Regions from separate parts of the Homo sapiens genome. Here region 2 is linked to region 1. Evidence: chromatin loops called from intact Hi-C (ENCODE). Cell type or tissue: Caco-2. All regions are shown on one strand. Each heading gives the region's core, and the rest is flanking DNA. Links, peaks and the distances in the headings are about the cores only.

Region 1 (2,806 bases), core at 218-2,717:
TCCTTCATTAAATGTACAATAAATAATAAATGTTTGCTTACGGCATGCTTGTTAAGTATAAAACAAATAATCAAAATGAATGTGTAATGACCCTTTGGATAGACCAAGTAGAAGCTGCTTTTAGGACACATGATTGGACCATTTCTAGATATCTGCCTAATTTGTAAATGAAAAATATGTAAGCTACACAAGGAGCACTGACTCGTCTAAAATCTTAACGACTGACTGATTTGGGCTTGGGGTTTGGGGCTTGGGTCCTTCATGCCCTGATCAGAGCTGTTTATAGCTTGAAGACTTCCTGGGGGTGAGAACAAGCAACCTCTTGGTGCAGTCCAAAGCCAGGAAATGGGTGACGATTTTGAAAAAGGACTCATCTGACCTCCAGAAAGCCTTTACAACCAACAGTAGAACGAGATCACTAAGAAACAGAACCACCGGGAAGCCAAGATGTGGTACTTGGATTCCCATCTCGGAGCACCTCCTATATCCCGACACACCATTTCCCCTAGTGTCTGATCTCTCTTTCTCCTCCTTTAATTCAGTCTGGAGTCATTTTAGATCAGATTCATTCCTGATTGGCTTCACTGCTCCAACTTAGTCATCACAGAACCTTAGGGTTGGAATCCATGTTACAAGTTAAACTGAGCAATTCACCCCCACTTTTCCTGACAACAGTGTTCTCTTGAGAGTCTGGTTTTATTCTGAGTCTTCCAGCCCGGTGTCTGTGCCCATGAAGGACTCATGCCAAATTACATTCTCAGGAGGACTCCCAGACCAAGAGACTCTGGGCTTGGGCGTGAGAGACTTGGGGCTGTTCTTTTTCTTTTTTTTTTTTTGAGAAGAAGTTTCACTCTTATTGCCCAGGCTGACATGGAGTTTCACTCTTATTGCCCAGGCTGGAGTGCAATGGCACAGTCATGGCTCACTGCAACCTCCGCCTCCCGGGTTCAAGTGATACTCCTGCCTCAGCCTCCCAAGTAGCTGGGATTACAGGCACACACCACCATGCCTGGCTAATTTTTGTATTTTTAGTAGAGACCAGTTTTCACCATGTTGGCCAGGCTGGTCTTGAACTCCTGACCTCAGGTGATCCTCCCGCCTTGGTCTCCCAAAGTGCTGGGATTACAGGTGTGAGCCACTGTGCCCGGCCGAGAGGAGTTGTTTTGAGACTCACCTGCCATCATAGGAACCATAGCTTAAATTCTTGTGACCTTTTCAGGTGCATCTCCCAAAATATCTCCCCTCCACCAAATTAATGATTTATTTCATAAATTTAGTTGCATTCTGGATGGTCTCATTCTTAAGATGAGCTTAAAGCCTTTCAGACCAGTCACTTCCTTGTTTGGGGTGGAGGAGGTTTTTTCCTGGAATAGGACAGTGTATGGAAGGGTTGAGAATCCACTTCTTTAGCGGTTAATAATTTACTCCGAGTAAGGAATTCTTTGTTAAAGTGGGGCATGTTCTTCAAGTGCCAGAGAAGAGAGAAGGGTGATTTTTCTGACATCCTCCAGCCTGCTTCTCCATATTTGGAAATGTTTACCCACCAGGCTGATCTATTGGAAGAGAGGGAGGTGACTCAGGGTTTAGGAGAAGCAGGATTTGAATTCTTGTTTCCAGAAACAAAGTCGTCCCCCCACCCTGCCCCCACCCTTCCCCCTTCATTCCTCTGTCCCTTGTTCTGGAAGCTGAGGCGAGAATGTCTCAGTTCTGTTCCCTTCAGGCTTCGAGACCACCGCCTTGCTGTGTCCCGTAGTGGACTGAGGGCCTGCAAGAGGGAGTGAGGGCTAGTGGAGGGCCAGCTGCCTGTGGGGGCTGGACATCGTGTGAGTACATCATTACTGCCATTTCTGCTCACAGACCTGGGGCTTACAGCCTGTGGGCTGGCTCACTTGCATGGTGATGGGACACGTTGCTGGGAGTGCTGGTCACTTTTATTTGGGGGTGTGGACAGCTGCTTTCCCAGGGGAGTACTTCTTACAGTGGGATTTCAAGACAAGATCGGCCTGAAGAAAAATTATATTTGTATATTTTTTAAAAAGTAGGTATTTCCTCTCATCTGAGGCCTAACTTGAGTTGGGTAGAAAGACAATTTGGGAGTGCTGTTGTCTGATGATTAAGGCTAAAGCAACAAGCTGGAAGGGATGTCGGGATGTCTGTGGACATGTAGGGAGGGGTAGTTTTAGCTTGAAAACAGTTATGGTGGGATTTAAGAGTATGCAAAATGTTGATGTGTAGCATTTGCACAGCATCCACGGTCTGGAATACCTTGTGTGCAGGTCACTGTGTAGATTTGATGAGTTGTCAGAGTTGGAAGAGTCCTGCAGAGTTTTCAGCACATCTGTCTAATTTCACAGTGTGAGATAATGGGCAGCAGAGACCCAGGCCCTGAAGACAGATGGCTCATTATGTGGGATTAGAACCCAGATCTTCTCTCTCAGTTCGTTCTCCTTCCCCTAGACTTAAGCTGCCCCCTCTATTGCGAGATGAGGAAATTGGGAGATGTTAGAACTGTCCACACTTACTAATCTAGTTGGTGGGAAATTGAGGACTAGAACCTACTTCTAGTTCAGACCTCTTCCCGTTAGGATATATGGGCTCAGATGCCTAGATTTGTTGTTTTTGTATGAGGCTCTTTTCTTTTCTTTTTGTTCTTTGATTTTTACTTACCTTTCCCTTCTTTTGTTCATGTGAATGTCGTATGAATGCAACCTTCTGCTCTCCTTTGCTCCCTATATCTTTCTCTTTCACGAAAGGGGATGATCACTTGTCCAAAAGGCAGAATGAATAGTGTGGAACTTCCTTTCTA
Region 2 (2,806 bases), core at 193-2,692, 89 kb before region 1:
TGGCTCTAAGCTCTAGAAATCTGTAATTCTACGACTAAATCAAGGCTCACTAAACACATGTAAAAGGAGAAAGGCTGCGGTTCCCCAAAGCATACAGGATATCAGGTTGCTCCCAATGTGCTAGCTAAGGCTAAAGTATGAGGTTCTCCAGTGCAGGTCACAGGGCAAACAGGTGAAGCTCTCAGTCACTTGGGTGCAGAGTGGCAGCTTCCCACACCTGAGGCCATTCTATCCCACTACTCCTGCCTTCAGCCCTGCTGTTTCAGCAGCCCTAATCATCAGAAGGTTGCATGGGCCCAGGTTGCACAACTCAGGGTCCCTTCTAAGACCTCTGAAGTCACCCACCCCAAATTCTTCCCCATCCATTCCTAGTACATAGTTTTCCAAAATCTCCCTATAGGTAGCCTGTTTCATCTTTCGGGGACTTTGATGATTAAGAAATATTTTGGGTCAAGGTGTGGGCCAAGGTATGTCTCCCTGTAACTTTTACCATTGGTCAAGTTCTGTCCTCTGAGGCCTCCTGTGACAAGTCTGCCCTCTCTTCCCTGTGGAAACCCACCAGGCCTTCGGTGACAACAGGCAAGGCCTTATGAAGTCTTCTTCTGGGTAAGGAACTCTGTTTTTTCTGATGGCATGGTTTTCGGCTATCTTACTCTCCTGGCCTGTAAATTCTCCACATTGCCAAACACGACATGAGACTTGGGGGATAAAAGATGTAGGTTTGAGTAGTGTGTCCACCAATGGGCTCTATTGCATAACACAGCTAAATTGAAGTTTTTATTTAGGGCGGATAAAATGTTGAATATAAACTTATAAATAATGAAGTGCTGCATAAAGGATTGTTATTACTACTACAGCTACTCTATATTGCTACTAAAAATAACAATTACCCCTACTAAATCAAGAACACAATGCAGCTGTCTTCTGAAACTACAGAATAGGAAAGAGAGCTGTCTTTTGCTTCGTCATTATATTCCTATGCCTTCAGCCTAACACCACTGTCGCTGTTTTGGTAAGCTGTATCTCAGAGTTGGCTCAGCCAGAGCTTACAGGCAACCAAATATTGAAGCTGCAGTTGTATTACACATGCTGCTGTCGGCCTAGGTTTTCCCAGTTCTTGTTATTGTAAAGTTAAGGGATTTACATTTGTCTCTGACATTTCATCATGTTTGTTTCACCCTGTTCAGATACTTTTGGACTATGATTCAGCCATGAAAAACAGTGCTTTCCAATTTTGGCTTCATGTCAGAATCATCTTGGAAAATTTTCTTAGCATAAATATTCCTCCTGAACCCTAGTCTCAAGATTTTAATTAATTTATTGTAGGGTGGGACTCAGGAAGCCATACCTAAAACAAGCATTTTAGGTGGTTCTTATCAGTGAAAGCATGAGGTTCCATCAGCCTGCATTTGGAAATCCAGCGTATACCACAGCCTACTCTGCTCAGTGTCACCTGAGCACTGGATAAACATGGCTTTTCTTTTAGGAAATCTTCTAAAGGGTAAGAAAATATCTACATCAAAGGTCAGGTGAAGACTGTCACAATGTTTGCATTCTGTTAATGTTGTACTTTCACAAGTCATTTCCTTCCTCATTCTCTAAAACAACGTAGATACAGCAACCTACAGATGAGCAGGACATAGACACAATGCTCCCATATGCCACTTTCTTTCCCACCAGGCAAGGTCGTGCCTTCTCATATCAGAAGTGTGCAATCCGGCCAAAAAGAGCATCCAGACTTAGAGTCCAGAGAAATTGACTGAGTAGGCATGTAAGTTGAAACCAATTTACCATTCCCTATTTTACCAACATTTCATCATTTCATTTTACTGGGAAGCCCCAGAGAGGTGCATTTACTTGCCAAGTTCACACAGTTTCGTCTAAAGTGATACGGGAAGATTCTTTCTGGACTTGAAGGAGCCCTATGTCTTCTTTACTGACTTTGATGATTCATTCATTCAGCACACACATACAGAGAATTCTCTGTGTACTAGGGAAGCATTATGTGTGGGATGGAGTAGAAAGAAATGAGACATAGTCCTTTTTCCTTTATCTCATTCTTGAAGTCCAGTAAGACAAGACCTATACAAAAATAACTGCCCAAGGTGGGCAAGAATGAATGCCATAAAAGGTCAAGAAAAGGAAGAATCACATTTTCTTCCTTCTAAGGAAAAGAGTTCTTTTGATCTTTCAGTTAAAAAAAAACAAAACACTAATTTCTCATTAAAAAATATGCTGCATTAAATCCATAATTATGTCCATGTGATCCCTTCAATGTCATCTCCTACATGGTACAGACCCTGCCATTTTTTAAATTATTTCAATAACACTTAGCATAATACAATGCACACCAAGGACTCACCTCTACCTTCAGTCTAAATCTTTTTATTCTTAAGTCCTGGGCATTAGCACAATTTTGTTACTAAAGACCTTTGAAAATGTCTTAGCTCTGTGACTACTGAATTTCTTCATATGGATCTACTTTAAAAGGCTTTCCCCACATTACTAAGGCTGTGGTCTAGTTCTTATATACCACTTGAACAAGAGCCTTCTTGTTACATAAATCCAGAGATCATTCCTCTAAGCCCCTGACTCATTGTTCTCACAGCTAGGCATTTCTGAAAACAAGATGCCATTTTGTTTCTAGGGTCAGAGCTCAAATCTTTATTGCCTCTGGTGAGATGATATTCTGTTCGCTTTCCTCCATTTAAGTATATAACATACCCTAAAGTATGTGCTAATTAATACATCTGTTTGTCTTACAAAGCAGTCGAAAAGCATGTATTTAAACTGTGATTCACATTTT

The links. A loop is a pair of places that touch in the nucleus more often than their neighbours do. Peaks named below come from ENCODE experiments on the same cell type or tissue, not always from the same donor. Only the 100,000 strongest peaks of a DNase experiment are listed, where the experiment ranks them.
Region 2: a loop joins it to region 1, with 5 times the contacts of the local background. A loop is called at or near these places in 1 of 110 quality-filtered maps.

The regions. Positions count from the first base shown.
Region 1 is chr3:188,211,009-188,213,814 of GRCh38, forward strand. All of the region lies in intron 1 of LPP (LIM domain containing preferred translocation partner in lipoma), which reads left to right. Among named protein-coding and RNA genes, the nearest start is that of FLJ42393, 34 kb to the left of the region's middle. In Caco-2, for the core only: no CTCF peak of the experiment used is centred there; a DNase peak (open chromatin) is centred at 1,553.
Region 2 is chr3:188,121,793-188,124,598 of GRCh38, forward strand. No RefSeq gene overlaps it. Among named protein-coding and RNA genes, the nearest start is that of LPP-AS2, 31 kb to the right of the region's middle. In Caco-2, for the core only: no CTCF peak of the experiment used is centred there; DNase peaks (open chromatin) are centred at 1,429 and 1,689.